Linked DNA regions of Homo sapiens: region 2 is linked to region 1. A link is an interaction called in ENCODE POLR2A ChIA-PET data of the cell type or tissue named here. Cell type or tissue: PC-3. All regions are shown on one strand. Links, peaks and the distances in the headings refer to the core of each region. The heading gives the core; the rest is flanking DNA. Region 1 overlaps MUC16 (mucin 16, cell surface associated). Region 2 holds the start of OR7G3 (olfactory receptor family 7 subfamily G member 3).

Evidence for each region. Peaks named below come from ENCODE experiments on the same cell type or tissue, not always from the same donor. Only the 100,000 strongest peaks of a DNase experiment are listed, where the experiment ranks them.
Region 2: POLR2A ChIA-PET joins it to region 1 with 17 read pairs; 3 of 35 experiments call an interaction of 5 or more read pairs at or near these places.

Annotation. Positions count from the first base shown.
Region 1 is chr19:9,051,117-9,061,863 of GRCh38, reverse strand. All of the region lies in intron 1 of MUC16 (mucin 16, cell surface associated), which reads left to right. Among named protein-coding and RNA genes, the nearest start is that of MUC16, 9.3 kb to the left of the region's middle. RefSeq lists an enhancer at 6,620-7,299. In PC-3, for the core only: no CTCF peak of the experiment used is centred there; DNase peaks (open chromatin) are centred at 6,283 and 6,873; H3K4me3 peaks cover 1,440 bases; H3K27ac peaks cover 2,383 bases.
Region 2 is chr19:9,123,616-9,134,362 of GRCh38, reverse strand. It overlaps OR7G3 (olfactory receptor family 7 subfamily G member 3), which reads left to right and starts at 7,413. Exons shown (of 1, transcript NM_001001958.1): 1 at 7,413-8,351. The coding sequence starts at 7,413. The coding sequence ends at 8,351. In PC-3, for the core only: no CTCF peak of the experiment used is centred there; a DNase peak (open chromatin) is centred at 5,992; H3K27ac peaks cover 513 bases.

The DNA.
Region 1 (10,747 bases), core at 1,857-9,856:
CAGTGAGCTGAGATCATGCCACTGCACTCCAGCCTGGGTGACAGAGCCAGATCCTGTCTCTAAAAAATTTAAAAAACTAAAAAGGAATTAGCCCAGTGCCTGCCACATGGCCAACAGGATATGTTAGCTTTTATTGTAAAGGTAGGCCTCATTTCATTGTTACTAAGATAGGAGCTTGGCATGGTGCTGGCCCAGTGAGTCTCAGCTATCCTAAAAGCAAGGTGGTTATTACTATTAACTAAAATTGTTTGATCTGGGCTAGGATCTGTATTAAGCTCTTTGTCACCATTAGTCCTAGCAATGACTCTCCAAAATAGATGCTGTCAGACGTAACCCTAATTTACTAGAGAGGAAACAGGCAGAATTTGAGTGGCCTATCCAGGACCACACAGGATTTGAACCCAGGACTAATGATAGAGCCCACTGTGTTTCTCTAAAATTATAGCAACAGGCCAGGCGCCGTGGCTCACACCTGTAATCCCAGCGCTTTGGGAGGCCGAGGCGGGCAGATCAACTCAGGTTGGGAGTTCGAGACCAGCCTGGCCAACATGGCGAAACCCTATCTCTACTAAAAATACAAAAAAATTAGCTGGGTGTGGTGGTCAGTGCCTGTAATCCGAGCTCCTCGGGAGGCTGAAGCACGAGAATCACTTGAATCCACGAGGCAGAGGTTGGAGTGAGCGGAGATTTCCATCACTGCACTCCAGCTTGGGGCAACAGAGTGAGACTGTGTCTCTAAGTAAATAAATAAGAGCAACCAACTAGGGCCTCTCTGGCTTCCTGAAATTCAGGCTGGCTGGGCAGATTTAAAAAATGTAGGACGTGCTGATGTTGTGGAAATACAACTAAATGCAAGAATCTTCTCTCAACTCAGGAAACCTCTCCACAAAAGTAGAAGGGAAAGGAAAAAAATACCCCTTAATGTTATCACTGAATAAGCATTCATCCAGAGTGTGGTGCACGTCGTAGATAAGGCCTAGGACATTGCAAAGGCAGAAAGAAATCTTGCCCTTTTTCATTTATTTTATTTATTTATTTTTTTGAGACAGAGTCTCGCTCTGTCGCCCAAACTGGAGTGCAGTTCAGTGATCTCAGCTCACTGTAAGGTCCGCCTCCTGGGCTCAAGCGATTCTCCTGCCTCAGCCTCTTGAGTAGCTAGGATTACAGGCAAGAGACACCATACCCAGCTAATGTTTTGTTTTGTTTTTGAGAGAGTCTTGCTCAGTCGCCCAGGCTGGAGTGCAGTGGCACAATCTCGGCTCACTGCAAGTTCTGCCTCCCGGGTTCATGCCATTCTCAGGCCTCAGCCTCCCGAGTAGCTGGGACTACAGGCGCCCACCACCACGCCCGGCTAATTTTTTTGTATTTTTAGTAGAGATGGGGTTTCACCGTGTTAGCCAGGATGGTCTCGATCTCCTGACCTTGTGATCCACCCATCTCAGCCTCCCAAAGTGCTGGGATTACAGGCATGCGCCACTGCACCCGGCCTTGTTTTGTTTTTGAGACGGAGTCTCGCTTTGTCGCCCAGGCTGGATTGTAGTGGTGTGAACTTGGCTCACTGCAACCTTCCCCTCCCCGGTTCAAATGATCCTTCCACCTCAGCCTCCGGAGTAGCTGGGATTACAGGCGCCCGCCACCATGTCTGGCTAATTTTTTTTGGGATTACAGGCGCCCGCCACCATGTCTGGCTAATTTTTTTATTTTTAGTAGAGACGGGGTTTTGCCATGTTGGCCAGGCTGATCTCAAACTCCTGAACTCAAGCGATCCACCCACCTTGGCCTTCCAATATGCTGGGATTACAGGCATTTGAGCCACCATGCCCAGCCCTCATTTTTGTATTTTTAGTAGAAATGGGGTCTTACCATGGCTGGTCTCAGACTCCTAGCCTCAAGTGATCCGCCTGCCTCATCCTCCCTAAGTGCTGGGATTACAGATATGAGCCACCGTGTCCAGCCTGCCTCTCACCCTCTTTCTTTTTCTTTTTTTTTTTTTGAGACAGAGTCTTGCTCTGTCGCCCAGGCTGGAGTGCAGTGACGCAATCTCGGCTCACTGCAACCTCCGCCTCCCAGGTTCACACCATTCTCCTGCCTCAGCCTCCCGAGTAGCTGGGACTACAGGCGCCCACCATCTCACCCGGCTAATTTTTTGTATATTTAGTAGAGACGGGGTTTCAACGTGTTGCCAGGATGGTCTCGAGCTCCTGACCTTGTGATCTGCCCACCTCGGCCTCCCAAAGTGCTGGGATTACAGACATGAGCCATCGTGTCCAGCCTACATCTCACCCTTTTTCTATAGCCAAGCAGATAAACCTGTCACCTTCATGCCTCATGATAAATAATCATTAGTTCTCCAGTAACAGAACTTGACAGCACCGTTTATCAAACGCATAGTTCATCCTGGAGCCACCTAGTCATTGTGACGACGGTGTGAGCTAATTGGCTTTATCCAGGGGAAAAACACATCTTTCATCATGACAGGAGGGAGTTTTGCAATTTGGAGCAAGGCATCCACTGAAGTTATATTTTGACCCTTCCCCGAAACCAGAATACAGGAAGAATTAAGCCTCTTGTTTCTCGTTTTTCTTTGTCTTTACACAGACTAGTCCAGGATATAAAGTCAAAGGGGAGGTGCTTAAATATACAGCAGAGGGGAAAGAGTTGGGGTAATCTGCCTTGTTGTTGTCATTCAGGGGCAGCAAAGACATCATAGAATTAGATCTTGCAGGACAGGGGTGATAAACATCCTAGAGGGAGGACAGCTGGGACGTGACGCTTTTACCAACCCCACCCCTGGAGTGCTTGTAAAATGGCCACCCCATCCCTGCTGTGCTCCTAGAATCCTGTCCTACTGGGGATAAAACCCAAACCAGCCTAGGCAACATAGCAAGACCATGCCCCTACAAACAATACAAATATTAACGGCTGGGCACGGTGGCTCATGCCTGTAATCCCAGCACTTTGGGAGGCCGAGGCGGGCGGATCACCTGAGGTCAGGAGTTCGAGACCAGCCTGGCCAACATGGTGAAACCCCGTCTCTACTAAAAATACAAAAAATTAGCCAGGCATGGTGGCAGGCGCCTGTAATCCCAGCTACTCGGGAAGCGGAGGCAAGAGAATCGCTTGAACCCGGGAGGCGGAGGTTGCAGTGAGCCGAGATCACGCCATTGCACTCCAGCATGGACAACAAGAGCAAAACTCCATCTCCAAAAAAAAAAAAAATTAAAGCCTGGCACGGTGGTTCACACCTGTAATCCCAGCACTTTGGGAGGCTGAGGCGGGTGGACCACCTGAGGTCGAGAGTTCAAGACCAGCCTGACCAACAAGGAGAAACCCCGTCTCTACTAAAAATACAAAATTAGCTGGGCATGGTGGCACATGCCTGTAATCCCAGCTACTCAGGAGGCTGAGGCAGGAGAATCGCTTGAACCTGAGAGACGGAGGTTGCAGTGAGCCGAGATCGCATCGTTGCACTCCAGCCTGGGCAACAAGAGCAAAACTCTGTCTCAAAAAAAAAAAAAAAATTAGCCAGGCGTGATGGCACATGCCTGTAATCCCAGCTACTTGAGAGGCTGAGGCGGGAGGATGGCTTGACCCGGGAGGTGAAGATAGGCAGTGAGCTGAAACTGCACCACTGCACTCCAGCCCGGGAAACAGAGCCAGAACCTATCTCAAAAAAGAAACAACGAAACCCAAACTCCCCCTGTGGCCTGAAATCATCATATCCTGCTCTGTTGCCTCTTGTCTCTTCCTTCCTGCTACTCTGACCTCTGCTGCTTCCAAATCTTTTTAAGTGGTTTGGACCACAGGGCCTTTGCACTTGCTTTTTACTCTGTCTGGGTGTTCTCTCTGCAGCTCTTCTGAAGGTTGGTTCCTTCTCATCCTTCCAGGGATGACCAGGAAAATAATACTGGAAATAACCTGATGTAGAATCTTTAGAGCATTTAAATATCTGAATTACCTTGTTTGTGTAGTTATCATGTGTGCCGCACCAGACTGTATGTTTTTCATGAGAGTGGCAAGCTGCAAGGTGGTGAAGAGCACCCATCATTGTGGGTTCAAATCCCAGCTCAGCCATACGACTTGGGGGCCTCTCTGAACCTCTGTATCCTCCTCTATAAAATGGGAGATGTAGAAGGGTTTTTATTTATTTATTTATTTATTTATTTATTTATTTATTTATTTATTTCTGAGGCAGGGTCTTGCTGTGTCACCCAGGCTGGAATGCAGTGGCAAGGTGATCTCAGCTCACTGAAGCCTCAACCTCCTGGGTTCAAGCAATGCTCTCACCTCAGCCACCCAAGTAGCTGGAACCATAGAGGTGCATCACTATGCCTGACTAATTTTTTGATTTTTTTTTTCTTGCAGAGATAGGGTCTTGCTACATTGCTCAGCCTGGCCTCAAACTCTTGGGTTCAAGCGATTCTCCTGCCTCAGCCTCTCAAAGTGTTGGGGTTACAGGCGTGAGCCACCACATCAGGTTTGAAATGTTTCTAGAAGGACTAAATAAACAACTCCTAGAATACGTAGTGGGTACAGAATAGGGGCTATGTGTCTCCCAAAGTACTGGGATTACAGGCATGGGATACCATGTCTGGCCAGCAAACACTTAAATAGTCCCTATTCTGCGCCCACTACGTATTCTAGAAGTAGCAGCAGATAGAAGAGAGAGATGGAGCTGGGCATAGTGGCTCATGCCTGTAATCCCACCACTTTGGGAAGCCGAGGCAGGAGGATCACTTGAGGCCAGGAGTTCGAGACCAGCCGGGAAAACACAGTGAAATCATGTCTCTATCAAAAAATACAAAAATTAGCCAGGCATGATGGTGCACGCCTGTAATCCCAGCCAAAGTCCCAGCACTTTGAGAGCCTGAGGCGAGAGAATCGCTTGAGCCCAGGAGCTCGAGGCCAGCCTGGGCAATGCAGCAAGACCCTACCTCTACAAGAAAAAAAAATCAAAACTAGCCCTGGCAACATAGCTAGACCCCATCTCTACAAAAATTAAAGAACTAGCTAGGCATAGTGGCACACACCTGTGGTCTCAGCTACTCAGGAGGCTGAGGCAGAAAGATAGCTTCAGCCTGGGAGGTTGCGGCTGCAGTGAGCCGTGATCTGCCACTGCACTCCAGCCTGGGCAACAGTGTAAGACTCTGTCTTGCAATAAATAAATAAATAAATTGCTGTTTTTATTGTTATAGTAGTAATAGTAATAATAGGGCCGGGCGCGATGGCTCACACCTGTAATCACAGCACTTTGGGAGGCTGAGGCAGGTGGATCACGAGGTCAGGAGTTCGAGACCAGCCTGGCCAACATGGTGAAACCCCATCTGTACTAAAAATACAAAAATTAGTTGGGCATGGTGGGGCACGCCTGTAATCCCAGCTACTCGGGAGGCCGAGGCAGAAGAATTGCTTGAACCCGGGAGGTGGAGGTTGCAGTGAGCCGACATCACGCCATTGCACTCCGGTCTGGGTGACAGAGAGAGACTCCGTCTCAAAATAAATAAATAAATAAATAAATAAATAAATAATACCATAATCCTTAGCTTTTAGCACAGAATTCAGCCTCTATTAGATCACTAGATATTTATTGCATGGACAGACAGATAGATGGATGGCAAATTTTTGAGCAAAGAAAGGTAGTGTAAAGCCGCTTCCAAGCTTTGGGCATGACTTAGATCAAAACCAGAGAGGCTGGGCCAGGTGCAGGAGCTCATGCCTGTAATCCCAGCATTTTGGGAGACCGAGGTGGGCGGACCACCTGAGGTCAGTAGTTCGAGACCAGCCTGGCCATCATGGTGAAACGCCATCGCTACTTTAAAAAATAAATAAATAAAAATAAAAAAATAGCCTGGCATCATGGCGCGTGCCCGTAATCCCAGCTACCTGGGAGGCTGAGGCAGAAGAATCACTTGAGTCTGGGAGGCAGAGGTCGCAGTGAGCTGAGATCGGGCCACTACACTCCAGCCTGGGTGACAGAGCAAGCCTCCATCTCAAAAAAAAAAAAGAAAAAGAGAAAGAAAAAGAAAATCAGAGAGGCTGGCTGGGGATGGGGAAGCCGGGAGGGAGCTGTTCTGCCCACTTCGTCTCAGTTTATACTTCCAGCCTCCACATCTCCCGACTTCAGAACTCAAAAGTCAGATAAAACCGAGAAATGCTATTAGTAAACACAGTTGTGTTTGTCTGTGAGGAGTTACAATGTTGAAAATTGAGTTTAATTTTAAACCATCCTGGGTGACTTAGCTCTCAGCGCTGCCCCCTGGGGAGGGTGCAGTCCTTGGCTCAAAGCCAGAGAATTACCATAGTAAAGCCTGTATTTGTCCCAACTGACAGTTTTGATCCCCTTCCTTGTTTTTTTTTTTTTTTTTTGCTTGTTTGTTTGTTTGAGACTCACTCTGTCACCCAGGCTGGAGGGCAATGGCACGATCTCGGCTCACTGCCACCTAACTCTCGGGTTCAAGCAATTCTTCTGTTTCAGCCTCCTGAGTAGCTCGGACTACAGCCTCCCACCACCACACCTGGCTAATTTTTGTATTTTTAGTATAGATGGGGTTTCACCATATTGGTCTGGTTGATCTCCAACTCCTGACTTCAGATGATCCGCCCGCCTCGGCCTCCCAAAGTGCTGGGATTACAGGCGTGAGCCACCGCGCCAGGCCTCCCCTCCAATTTTTGAAGGAGGAAAAAAAAAGAAACGTTCCCTGCCAGGCATGCTCCCACCCTCATCCCCCAGCCCTCCACACTGTTTTATTGTTTGCCCCTAGGGCTGCCTCTGTGGTTTCGCAGGAGGAAAAGGACCCGAGGCGTCCTCTGCACGCTGAGCCTAGTGACAGATCCTGTTTGGTTAGGATTAAGGAGGGTGAGGACTGCTGAGCTCAAGTCTCAGCAAGGCCTGCCAGGAAGGCATTTATACACTGCAGGCCTGGGGCGCCTCAGGGTTCCAGGGTTAGTGGAGGTGGAAACAGAGAAGCTTGAGAGTAAATAGAGGGAGTTTGTAATCCCTCTCCCACTTCCCCGCCCTGGTTTCATCCCTCTCCCACCTCCCCGCCCTGGTTTCATCCCTCTCCCACCTCCCCGTCCTGGTTTCATCCCCCTCCCTCTCCCGCCCTGGTTGGGTGGAAGGGATGAGAAGCGGCAGACAGAAGAGAGAGAAGGAACTGGGGGCAGTGGCTCACACCTGTAATCCCAGCACTTTGGGAGGCGGAGGCGGGAGGATCACTTGCACCCAGGAGTTCGATACCAGCTTGGAAAACAGTGAAACCCCATCTCCATCAAAAAAAAGAACAAAACAAAAATTATCCAGGTGCGTGCCTATAATCGCAGCTACTTGAGAAGCTGAGGCAGAAGAATTGCTTGAACTCGGGAGGCAGCCGTTGCAGTGAGCCAAGGTCATGCCATTAGCCTCCAGACTGGGCAACAGAGTGAGACTCCAACTCAACAACCACCACCACAACAACAAAAAAGGAGACAGATGGAGAGAGAATCAGATGAGGGAAGAGTGAGGAGAAAGGGGAGAGAGACAAAGGAAGTGAGGAGGAGAAAGAAGGAAGAGGGAGGGGACTGTGAAGGGAAAGTAAATTTCGGGGTCCCCAGATTGTGTCCGGAATTGGTTCCTTCCGGTGGGTTCTTGGTCTTGCTGACTTCAAGAATGAAACCGCAGACCGTTGCAGTGAGTGTTACAGTTCTTAAAGATGGTGTGTCCCGAGTTCGTTCCTTCAGATGTTCAGATGTGTCCGGAGTTTCTTCCTTCCAGTGGGTTCCTGGTCTGGCTGACTTCAGGAGTGAAGCTGTAGACCTTCACAGTGAGTGTTAACAGCTCATAAAAGTAGTGTGGGCTCAAAGAGTGAGCAGCAGGAAGATTTATTATGAAGAACAAAAGAACAAAACTTCCACAATGTGGAAGGGGACATGAGCAGGTTGGCACTGCTGGTTCAGATGGCCAGCTTTTATTACCTTATTTGGCCCCAACCACTTCCTGCTGATTGGTCCATTTTACAGATCGCTGATTGGTCCATTTTACAGAGGGCTGATTGGTCCGTTTTTACAGAGCGCGGATAGGTATGTTTTTACAGAGGGCTGATTGGTGCGTTTACAAACCTTTAGCTAGACACAGAGCGCTGATTGGTGTGTTTTTACAGAGTCCTGATTGGTGCATTTACAAACCTTTAGCTAGACACAGAATGCTGATTGGTGCGTTTACAATCCTTTAGCTAAATAGAAAAGTTCTCCAAGTCCCCACCTGACCCAGAAGCCCAGCGGGCTTCACCTCTCAAAATCATTAAGCTAGAGCGAAAAGTCAAGCTGGGAACTGCTCAGGGCCAACCTGCCTCTCATTCTATTCAGAGTCCCTCCTGTGCTCACTTAGATACATTCATATCTGATTGGCTCCTTTGGAGAGGCTCATCAGAAACTCAAAAGAAGGCAACCTTTTGTCTCTTTATCTACCTATGACCTGGTTTTTGTTTTGAGATGGGATCTCATTGTGTCACCCGGGCTGGAGTGCAATGGCACAAATACAGCTCACTGCAGCCTCCACCTCCTAGGCTCAAGCGATCTTCCCATCTCAGCCTCCCGAGTAGCTGGAACTACAGGTGCACATCACCATGCTTGGCTAATACAAATTAAAAAAAAAAAATTAAGTTCCTCACCCATAGTACATAGCATTATGGCTACAACTGTGGTAGCCCCAGTAGCTGCATTGCAAGAGCTCACTAGCTGTGCATGGCTAGTGAATGATGTAAAACACACCCAAGGCTTAGGAAATGTCCAACGGTCCATTAAACAGTGACACTCTCTAGCGAGACTTCCAGGAGCTGCTTAGCCAATTAGTAGCTCCACGACGACCTTAGGCAGATTATTGTACTTCTCCTTACCTCTCTCAGGTTCCTCATCTGTGAAATGAGCTTAATAATAGTACTATCAAAATGTTGTTGTGAGGGCCTGGTGCAGTAGATAATGCCTGTAATCCCAGCACTTTGGGAGGCCAAGGCAGGTAGATCACTTGAGGTCAGGAGTTCGAGACCAGCCTGGCCAATATGGTGAAACCCCATCGCTACTAAAAATGCAAAAACGAGCTGGGCACGGTGCCAGGTGCCTGTAATCTCAGCACGTTGGGAGGTCGAGGCGGGCAGATCACTTGAGATCAGGAGTTTGAGACCAGCCTGGCCAACATGGTGAAACCCTGTCTCTACTTAAAACACAAAAACTAGCTGGGCATGGTAGTGCACTCCTGTAGTCCCAGCTACTCAGGGGGCTGAGGTAGGAGAATCGCTTGAACTCAGGAGTTAGTGGTTGCAGTGAACCAAGATCGCACCACTGTACTCCAGCCTGGGTGACAGAGTGAGACCCCGTTTGAAAAAAAAAAAAGTTGTTGTGAGAATTCTATGATTTAATATATTAAGAGTTTTTGGAAAGATGCCTGACATGGTAAATCCTTACTATCATTATACTAAGTTGTTAATATTTATATCATGTTATTAATATTATTATGTATTGTAAGTATATATGTGTGTGTGTATATATATATATAAATATATATATATATTTTTTTTTGAGACAGAGTCTCACTTTGTCGCCAAAGCTGGAGTGCAGTGGCACAATCTCGGCTCACTGCAACCTCCACCTACTGGGTTCAAGTAATTCTCTGCCTCAGCCTCCTGGGTAGCTGGGATTACAGGCACCTGCCACCATGTCCGGCTAATTTTTGTATTTTTAGTACAGATGGGGTTTCACCATCTTGGCCAGACGGGTCTTGAACTCCTAACCTCGTGATCCACCCACCTTGGCCTCCCAAGGTGCTGTGATTACAGGCGTAAGCCACCTCGCCCGACTTATTTATTTATTTATTTATTTCTGAGACAGCATCTCACTCTATTGCCCAGGCTGGATTACAGTGGTGCTATCTCTGCTCACTGCAACCTCTGCTTCCTGAGTTCAACTGATTCTCCTGCCTCAGCCTCCCGAGTAGTTGGCGCCTGCCACAACGCCCGGCTAATTTTTGTATTTTTAGTAGAGACAGGGGTTTCAACATGTTGTCCAGGCTGGCCTCGAACTCCTGACCTCAGGTGATCTGCTCACCTCGGCCTCCCAAGTGCTGGGATTACAGGCGTGAGCCACTGCACCTGGCTAAATGTCCCATTAGCTTTAATCCTCATTCAGTACAATTATGTGCTGTATAACAACATTTCAGTCAATGACAGACTGCATATATGACAGTGGTCCCAAGAGATTGTAATACTGTATTTTTACTGTCCTTTCTCTATGTTTAAATACATGTAGATACACAAACGCTTATCATTGGCCTGGTGCAGTGGCTCATATCCATAATCCCAGGACTTTGGGAGGCCAAGGTGAGAGGATCACTTGAGCCCAGGACTTCAAGACTAGCCTGGGCAACATAGTGAGACCCATCTCTAGTTGTAAATATATTTTAAGTTAAAATATAAATTTTAAGGCTGGGCGCAGTGGCTCACACCTATAATCCTAGCAATTTGGGAGGCTGAGGCGGGTGGATCACCTGAGATCAGGAGTTCGAGACCAGCCTGGCCAACGTGGTGAAACGCCATCTCTACTAAAAGTACAAAATTAGCCGGGTGAGGTGCCAGGTGCCTGTAATCCCAGCTACTGGGGAGACTGAGGCAGGAGAATCACTTGAACCTGGGGGCAGCAGTTGCAGTGAGCTGAGATTGTGCCACTTCACTGCAGCCTGGGCGAAAGAGCAAAACTCCATCTGGAAAAAAAAAATATATAT
Region 2 (10,747 bases), core at 1,124-9,123, 73 kb before region 1:
GGTTGTACATGCCACACAAAATCAAGACCCAAGATCAAAAACACCTTGAATCCAGAAGGAGAAGATACTGGATGGGTCATGATGGAACTGCCTTTGGTGCAACAGAGAAACAGAAAACTTGTGAATTCTCTTGTTCATATGTCTTGATTTTAGGCTGGGCATGGTGGCGAAACGGTGGCTATCCCAGCTACTTAGGATCCTGAGGTGGAAAGATCAAGTGTTTGAGACCAGCCTGGGCAACATAGTGAGTTCCCATTTTTGCACACACACAAAAATAGCTGGATGTGGTGGTGCATATCTGTAGTCCCAGTCAATTGGGCGGCTGAGGCAGGAGGATTCCTTGAGTCCAGGAATTCAAGGCTGCAGTGAGCTATGATGGCATCGCTGTACTCTTGCCTGGACGACAGAGCAAGACCCTGTCTCTAAAAAAAAAATAGAAAAGAAAAAAGAAAAGCTTAAGGGGAAAGCAGAGAACATTTACTATGAGTTTCCTCATATAGCTTCAGCTTTCCCTATCTTTCACTTTTTACCTATCATTTCCTACTTAGGATCTTAAAGACCTGTCTTCTTTCTGACACCCAGGCTTGAGTGTGGTGGCACGATCTCTGTTCACTGTAACCTCCACCTCCCAGGTTCAAGTGATTCTCCTGCCTCAGCCCCCCAAGTAGCTGGGATTACAGGCACCCACCACCACACCTGGCTAATTTTTGTATTTTTAGTAGAGACGGGGTTTCACCATGTTGGCCAGGCTGGTCTCAAACTCCTGACCTCAAATGATCTGCCTCTTCGGCCTCCCAAAGTGCTGGGATTACAGGCGTGAGCCACCACGCTTGGCCTTTTTTTTGAAAGAACTGTCTTCTTAAAGACCTGTTCTCCTTAATATTTACGTTGGAAGCCATTGTCTAATTCTTTCTCATTTTTCATACATAATAGCTTTTGCCTGTCAATGTAATTTCCAATCGTAATAGAATCATTCCTTAGTAAACTACATAAAATATCAAACGATGGAAGTATCATTCCTTTGATTATGAATGCAGACATTTTTCCCCTTGTCTTCCCAAGTTTAGGGTCAATATTTAAAGAGAAACCCACACAGGCCCCATTTTTTGTCACCATCACTGCACCATTTCATACCCTATCAACTTTAGGTTTTGTTCTTCATTTGTTTCAGACTGGGTTTGGGCTTTATCTGCATTTTGTCAACATTATGTCACCATTTCTTTTCCAAAAACTTACTGTACTAGGCCATTATTGTGTTGGTATAAAGAAATACCTGATGCCAGGTGCGGTGGCTCGTGCCTATAGTTCCAGCACTTTGGGAGGCCGAGGTGTGTGGATCACTTGAAGTCAGGAGTTTGAGACCAGCATGGCCAACATGGTGAAACCTCGTCTCTACTGAAAATATAAAAATTTGCCAGGTGTCGTGTGTGCCTGTAATCCTAGCTACTCTACTCAGGAGGCTGAGGCAGGAGAATCGCTTGAACCTGGGAGGCGGAGGTTGCAGTGAGCTGAGATCACGCCACTGCACTCCAGCCAGGGCGCAGAGTGAGACTTGGTTTGAAAAAAAAAAAAAAAAAAAAAAGCAATTTCTGACTCAGAGAAAGCTGGGATTCTGTCTAAGGAGGATTCCACCAGCTCCCTAGGGGTCCGATCCTAGGATCCAAGAATGAGATACCCTCGGGATAAGAGGAAATGTGGTTGGAAGAGAATGACATACAGCTTGTCCCTTGGGGTCAGAAAGTCAACCATCCAGGAATTCCCCCTTTGTGCTCACGTCTGACCTGTGCTCATTAAGGATTTGAGCTGCCTTAGGGGAAGAAATGACAGTACTGTACACATCTAGCTAATGAGCAGCTTTGAAAATTGAGCTCCTAGGGGCCACAGAGACTGCAAATAATCTACCGGTGACCACTCCACTCAACAGCCCCGCTCATGTTAGGAAACATCACACCTGAGTCTTGCTCCAGAGATGATCCCTCTTGCCCAAGAGTGGGTTGCCTTACTTGGTTCATCTGCCCTTCTTGGGGATAGATCTTCCATTTCATCTTACAATTCTCCAAGAAAAAAAATGGAGAATTCCTTACTGATGCCTTCAAGGTAATCTGAAATGCTCCCAATAAATGCTGTGAGAAACTGAACAAGTTTTTTATTTTATTTTTTCTCCCATCTTATCTGGAGGACAACCATAAAGTAAGAGACAATTCAGCAGAATTGTTATAAGTGAGATTCCAAACTAATCGGTGACCCTTTTCATGATATATTTACTTCCCCTGTTTTCTTACAATTTATAATCAGATTTCATTATTTTCAGCTCTCATTCTGTCTTCTAAATCCTAGGGACTCCTTCCCTACCTAAGTATGAATTAGTCCCTTCAAAAAGGAATCTGGCCAAGTGCGGTGGCTCACGCATGTAGTCCCAGCACTTTGGGAACCAAGGCGGATCAATCACCTGAGGTCAGGAGTTCAAGACCAGCCTGGCCAACATGGTGAAACCCCATCTCTACTAAAAATACAAAAATTTAGCCGGGCATGGTGGCATGCACCTGTAATCCCAGCTACTCAGGAGGCTGAGGCAGGAGAATCGCTTGAACCCGGGAGGCAGAGGTTGCAGTGAGCTGAGATGGCACCACTGCATTCCAGCCTGGTGACAGAGCAAGACTCTGTCTCATAAAACAAACAAATAAACAAAAGGAATCTACAGTTCTCTGGTTTTCCACATTCTTTTTTTTATTTTTTGAGAAGGAGTCTCGCTCTGTCACCAGGCTGGAGTGCAGTGGCTCCATCTCAGTTCACTGCAACCTCCGCCTCCTGGGTTCCAGCGATTCTCCTGCCTCAGCCTTTTGAGTAGCTGGGATTACAGGCGCCCACCACCATGCCTGGCTAACTTTTGTATTTTTAGTAGAGATGGGGTTTCACCAAGTTGGCCAGGATGGTCTTGATCTCTTGACCTCGTGATCCGCCCACTTTGGCCTCCCAAAGTGCTGGAATTACAGACATGAGCCACCATGCCTGGCCCCATGGTTTTCCTCATTCTTTTGACTGCAGATGGGGCTTTGATGAGATGTGTCTGGCTTTTCAATCTTCACCATGTCTGTTGCCAGATTTCACCCTTAAATAACTTGACTCTTGTCCCCATCTCTTGACAGTGAGAAACTCCAGAAGAGGAAGTTGAGACCCACTCACTTACATTTCCAGTCTTTCGGTTTCTCTTTTAAAACCCCAAAACAGGCCAGATGTGGTGGTTCATGCCTGTAATCCTAGCACTTTGGGCTTACAGGCATGGGCAACATAGCAACATAGCCTGGGCAACATAGCAAGAGCTCATCTCTGCAAAAAAAAAAAATTTTTTTTAATTTTAAAAATAGATTTAAAATACTAAATATAATAATAATAACAATAAAGTATAACACTTAAACATGAAGTCCTCTTGATTTGTTTTTATTCCTCTCCTTCCCTTCCTGGGGACCACCACTCTCTGAAATTGGTGGGCATTCACTATGCTTAGTTTAACACTATTATTACATGTAATAATAGTGCCATAATTTGTGTATCTATCCCCATACTGATGTTTGTTTAGCTTCTTTCTTTCTTACTTTATTTTGAGACAGGATCTCACTCTGTCACCCAGACTGGAGTACAGTGGCTCAATCACGGCTCACAACAACCTCGACCTCCTGAGCTCAGGTGATCCTCCTACCTCAGCCTCCTGAGTAGCTAGGACTATAGGTGCATGCCACCATGCCTGACTAGTTTTTGTATTTTTTGTAGAGATGGGGTTTCACCATGTTGCCCAGGCTGGTCTCTAACTCCTGGGCTGAAGTGATCTGCCTGCCTCTACCTCCCAAAATGCTAGGATTACAGGCGCGAGCCACTGCGCCTGGCTTTTTCTTTTTTCTTTTTCTTTTCTCTGAGACAGCATCTTGCTCTGTCACCCAGGCTAGATAGAGTACAGACACACAACCCAGGCTGGTCTCAAACTCCTGGGCTCAAGTGATCCTCCCACCTCGGCCTTCCAAAGTGCTGGGATTACAGGCTTGAGCCACTGTGTCAAGCCCAGTTCTTTCTTTTCTGTACCTTATTACACTAGGAGAACCCTCAGTGGGATTTTGAGCACATGCCTTCTTTGCTCAGCCCTAAGACATTCTTCTTCTTTTTTTTTTTTTTTTTTTTTTTGAGATGGAGTCTCACTCTATCACCCAAGCTGGAGTGAAGTGGCGTGATCTCAGCTCACTGCAACCTGCACCTCCCAGGTTCAAGCAATCCTCTTGCCTTAGTCTCCAAGTAGCTGGGATTACAGGCATGCATCACCACACCTGGCTAATTTTTAAATTTTTTTAGTAGAGACGGGGTTTCACCATGTCAGCCAGGCTGGTCTCAAACTCCTGACCTCAGGTCATCTGCCCGCCTCGGCCTCCCAAAGTGCTGGGATTACAGGTGTGAGCCACCGCACCCGGCCTGACATTATTCTTGGGATATCTTCCCTGCTTCTTCCTTTTGCACCCCATCTCACCCCCATGTCCCTGAGGCATCAAGCATTGTCCACAGCTAGAAACAAAAATGATAGGAAAGGTCATTGCAGGCCAGGCGTGGTGGCTCACGCCTGTAATCCCAGAACTTTGGGAGGCCAAGGTGGGCAGATCACCTGGGGTCAGGAGTTTGAGACCAGCCTGGTCAACATGGTGAAATCACGTCTCTACCAAAAATACAAAAAGTAGCTGGGCATGGTGGTGCACACCTATAATCCCAGCTACTCAGGAGGCTGAGGCAGGAGAATCGCTTGAACCCGGGAGGCAGAGGTTGCAGTGAGCCAAGATCGTGCCACTGCACTCCAGCCTGAGCCACAGAGCGAGACTCCATCTCAAAATAAATAAATAAAAGGTTATTGCAGGACCCCTGAGCACTGTGCTAGGATACACCTATCCTAACATCTATTCATTTTTCATCCCTGCAACACCCCATGCACATTTTTATACCAGTTCCCATCGGAGAAGTGAGAAACTTGAGTCTGCTCAGAGAGGTTCAGGGACCTTCTCATGTCACGGATCCATGTCACAATTGAGGCATACATGACGGAACTGACAACTGTCTGAGTCCAAGTTTTATGCACCAATGGTTGAAGCTTTTATAATCATTTGTCTTTCTCCAGTAAAAGCCAGCTCCCGGTTGGGGGCCTGAATTTTGTTTTTGTTTGTGTATTTGGTTTTTTGTTTGTTTGTTTGAGACAGAGTTTCGCTCTGTCGCCCAGGCTGGAGTGCAGTGGCAGGATCTCGGATCACTGCAAGCTCCACCTCCCGGGTTCACGCCATTCTCCTGCCTCAGCCTCCTGAGTAGCTGGGGCTACAGGCACCCACCACCACGTCCGGCTAATTTTTTGTATTTTTAGTAGAGACGGGGTTTCACCATGTTAGCCAGGATGGTTTTGATCTCCTGACCTCGTGAACCGCCTGCCTCAGCCTTCCAAAGTTCTGGGATTACAGGCTTGAGCCGCCGCGCCCAGCTTGTTTGTGTATTTGTTTTAAGAGGCAGAGTCTTGCTCTGTTGCCCAGGCTGGCATGCAGTGACCCTATGAAAGCTCACTGCAGCTTCCAACTCCTGGGTTCAAGTGATCCTCCCAACTCAGCCTCCCAAGTTGCTGGGACTACAGACACGTACCACCGTGCCTGGCTAATTTTTAATTTAATTTAATTTTTAAAAAATGTTTACTATAGATGGGTCTTGCTACTTTGTTCAGGCTGGTCTCAAACTCCTGGCCTCAAGCGACCCTTCTGCCTCAGCCTCCCAAAGTGCTGGGATTATAGGTGTGAGCCGCTGTGTCTGGCCAGGAACTCAATTTGTGAAGCAAAGGGCTGAGATGGGCTCACTGCACCATTCAACTGTTCACATGCTGTGATTCTATAATATGTTTGCCCCAACTCCTGAGTCATCATTACAGAATTTCCTTAACTTATGGGTTTATGAGAACAGCAGGCTGATGTTTTGACATTGCCGGCATACATCAATTCTTTACTTCCTGCTTTGGGGGCCCCAGAATCAATTTCTCAAGAATCTGGATAAGCCAGAAGGAACAGGAAAGGTTTGGCGCTGACTCACACAGGACTCCTCCAGGAATCAGTGCCAAGGCTCAGGGGTTGCCTGAACCAGGGGCTGCACCAGTAATAATAGGAAGAGTGGGTGCAGTGGCTCAAGCCTGTAATCCCAGCACTTTAGGAGGCTGAGGCGGGTGGATCACTTCAAGTCAGGAGTTCAAGACCAGCCTGGCCAACATGGTGAAACCCTATCTCTGTTAAAAGTATAAAAATCAGCCAGGTGTGTTGGCACACACCTGTAGTTCCAGCTACTTGGGAGGCTGAGGCAGGAGGATCACTCAAACCCTGGAGGAAGAGGTTGCAGTGAGCTGAGATCCCACCACTGCACTCCAGCCTGGGTAGCAGAGCGAGACTCCATCTCAAAAAAAAAAAGAAAAGAAAAAAATAATGGAAAGAGGGTCTGATGCATGGCTTACTGTTAAAATTTTCTTTATTAACATTATCTGTGATACAAATGAAAGACAGATGAAGGCAAATAAAAATAGTGGGAGGGGCTTATGCTGCTAGATAAAGAGGGCTTAATTTTTATTTTCACAAACTGTAATGAGAAAGGGAAATTGGTGGGTGAGAAAGACACTGATAGGGTACCTAGGAAGGAAGTAAAGAACAGGCTGGGCATGGGGGTTCATGCCTGTCATCCCAGCTATTTGGGAGGCTGAGAGAGGAGGATTGCTTGAGCCCAGGGGGATGAGGCTACAGTGAGCTATGATCATGCCACTGCACTCCAGCATGGATGACAGAGAGAGAGAGACCCTGCAAAGAAGAAAGAAGGAAAGAAAGAAGGAGGGAAGGAAGGGAGGAAGGAAGGAAGGAAGGAAAGAAAGAGAGAGAGAGAGAGAAAGGAAGGAAGGAAGGAAAAGAGAGAGAAAGAAAGAGAGGGGGGAAGGAGGGAAGGAAGGAAGGAGAAAAAGAGGAGGGAGAGAGGGAGGGAAGGAGGGAGGGAGAGAGAGAAAGAAAGAGAAAGAAAGGAAAGGAAGAAAGAAAGAAAAAGGAGAAAGAAAGAAAGAAGGAAAGAGAAAAGAAAGAAAGAGAAAGAGAAAAAGAAAGAGGAGGGAGAGAGGGAGGGAGGGAAAGAAAAAGAAAGTAAGAAGAAAGAAAGAAAGAGAAAGAAAGAAAGACGGAGGGAGAGAGAGAAAGAAAGAAAGAGAGAGAAAGAGAAAGAGAGAGAGGGAGAGAGAGAAAGAAAGAAAGAAAGAAAGAAAGAAAAAGAAAGGAAGGAAGGAAGGAAGAAAGAAAGAAAGAAGGAAGGAAGGAAGGAAAAAAGGTCTATAACTTATAACTGGTTTGGTTTTGATAATATTGACAAGATCAAGACTCATCAACAACATGAAAGCAGGAAACTTCTCAGACACTCCAGAATTCTTTCTCTTGGGATTGTCAGGGGATCCGGAGCTGCAGCCCATCCTCTTCATGCTGTTCCTGTCCATGTACCTGGCCACAATGCTGGGGAACCTGCTCATCATCCTGGCCGTCAACTCTGACTCCCACCTCCACACCCCCATGTACTTCCTCCTCTCTATCCTGTCCTTGGTCGACATCTGTTTCACCTCCACCACGATGCCCAAGATGCTGGTGAACATCCAGGCACAGGCTCAATCCATCAATTACACAGGCTGCCTCACCCAAATCTGCTTTGTCCTGGTTTTTGTTGGATTGGAAAATGGAATTCTGGTCATGATGGCCTATGATCGATTTGTGGCCATCTGTCACCCACTGAGGTACAATGTCATCATGAACCCCAAACTCTGTGGGCTGCTGCTTCTGCTGTCCTTCATCGTTAGTGTCCTGGATGCTCTGCTGCACACGTTGATGGTGCTACAGCTGACCTTCTGCATAGACCTGGAAATTCCCCACTTTTTCTGTGAACTAGCTCATATTCTCAAGCTCGCCTGTTCTGATGTCCTCATCAATAACATCCTGGTGTATTTGGTGACCAGCCTGTTAGGTGTTGTTCCTCTCTCTGGGATCATTTTCTCTTACACACGAATTGTCTCCTCTGTCATGAAAATTCCATCAGCTGGTGGAAAGTATAAAGCTTTTTCCATCTGCGGGTCACATTTAATCGTTGTTTCCTTGTTTTATGGAACAGGGTTTGGGGTGTACCTTAGTTCTGGGGCTACCCACTCCTCCAGGAAGGGTGCAATAGCATCAGTGATGTATACCGTGGTCACCCCCATGCTGAACCCACTCATTTACAGCCTGAGAAACAAGGACATGTTGAAGGCTTTGAGGAAACTAATATCTAGGATACCATCTTTCCATTGATGTCTCAGCTTCTTGGGCTTACACTGCTGGGATATGTCAGGGAGAAAGAAGTAATGAGAAGTCTTGAAAGCCTGACTAATGTCTTTGGGGTTTTCTGTTTTTGTTTTTGTTTTTGTTTGTTTGTTTGTTTTTTGAGATGGAGTCTCGCTCTGTTGACCAGACTGGAGTGTAGTGACGCAATCTTGGCTCACTGCAACCTCCGCCTCCTGGGTTCAAGCGATTCTCCTGCTTCAGCCTCCGGAGTAGCTGGGATTACAGGCACGTGCCACCAAGCCCAGCTAATTTTTCTATTTTTAATAGAGACGGGGTTTCACCACATTGGCCAGGATGGTCTCGAACTCCTGACCTCAGGTGATCTGCCCGTCTCAGCCTCCCAAAGTGCTGGGATTACAGGCATGAGCCACTGTGCCCCACCTGACCAATGTCTTTGAATACATGAGACCAGAGATCAGATGGTTCAGGGTGATAGTTTTGGAATCGGACCACGTGGACTTGAGTTCTTTTTGGATTGATTGACTGACTAATTGATTTTTGAGACAGTCTCTCACTTTGTTGCCCAGGCTGGAGTGCAGTGGTGTGATCACAGCTCACTGCTGCCTCGAATTCCTGGGCTAAAGCGATCCTCTGGACTCAGCCTGACGAGTAGCTGAGACTGCAGGTGCATGCCACCACACCTGGCTTTTTTTAAATTTTTGTATCAATGCATAAGAGATGTACATTGTTTCAGGATGCATGTGATAGTGTAATACATTTGTATAATCTGCAAGGATTTGTTACTTTAGATATCCATCACCTTAAATATTTGTCTTATCTTTATGCTCCAACCATTCCAATTGTTCTCTTCTAGGTATTTTGAAATATACAATGGATTATTTTGAACTATAGTCACCCTACTGGTCTATCCAATACTAAGTCTTTTTTTAAAAAAAATTAAATTTAATTAAAAATTTAAAAACTTATTTATTTATTTATTTATTTATTTATTTATTGAGACAGAGTCTTGCTCTGTCGCCCAGTCTAGAGTGCAGTGGCTCAATTTCGGCTTACTGCAACCTCCACCTCTGGGGCTCAAGCGATTCTCCTGCCTCAGCCTCCTGAATAGCTGGGATTACAGGCGCCTGCTACTGTGCCTGGCTCATTTTTGTATTTTTAGTAGAGACAGAGTTTCACCATGTTGGCCAGGCGGGCCTTGAACTCCTGACCTCAGGTAATCTGCCCGCCTCAGCCTCCCAAAGTGCTGGGATTACAGGCATGAGCCACCATGCCCAGCTAGCTAATTTATTTTTAATTTAAAAATTAAGTAATTTATTTACAATTTAAAAATCAAGTAATTAATTTTTAATTTTAATATTAAATGATTAATTTCTTTTTTAGAGAGAGCCTTGCTCTGTTGCCGAGGTTGAACTACAGTGGTGTGATTATAACTCACTGCAGCCTCAAACTCCTGGCCTCAAACAATCCTTCTGCCTCAGCCTTCCAAAGTGCTGGGATTAAGCAGTGTGAGCCACTGTGCCCAGGTCGCCTATACTTTAAATCATTTCTAGATTACTTATATTACCTAGCATAATGTTAATCCTATGTAAATAGTTGTATTACTTAATATTGTATTTTTGTAATATTCTTATTTAATATTTTTAAAATTTTCTTTAATATTTTTAATATTTTTGATCCACAGTTGGTTGAGTCCATGAATGTGGTACTGGCAGATATGGAAGGCTGACTGTACTTGGTATATATATTGTTAAAATTGTCAGAATCAAAATGGAGTCACTTATTAAAAAAAAAAAAGGCTGGGTGTAGCGGCTATCAAAAAAGTCTGCACTTTGATAGGCTGAAGTGGGCGGATCACAAGGTCAGGAGTTCGAGACCAGCCTGGCCAACATGGTGAAACCCCATCTCTATGAAAAATACAAAAATTAGCCAGACGTTGTGGCGCATATCTGTAATCCCAGCTACTCAGGAGGCTGAGGCATGAGAATCGCTTGAACCTGGGAGGCGGAGGTTGCAGTGAGCCAAGATCGCACCACTGCATTCCAGCCTGGGCGACAGAGCAAGACTCCATCTCATGAAAAACAAACAAACAAACAAAAATGAAAAAAACAAAAACATCCTGACAAGTAAAGCTAGGGAAGGCCATGAAGAGATTTATTTCACTTGCATGCCTAATAACAAAAACTATCACAAGACTACAAAAACTATCACGAGACGACAAAAACTATCACGAGACGACAAAAACCACAACCTTGCACAAAAGGCTGTTGCAACCTTACACAAAAAATATTTCTGCAAGTACATCTGCCCAGCAACTGCCTGTCCAGCTTCAGACTGGCATCACCCTTGTTATTAGTTATTACTGTGAAGGATAATTATTTCAAAACAATTATGTAACCTTCCTC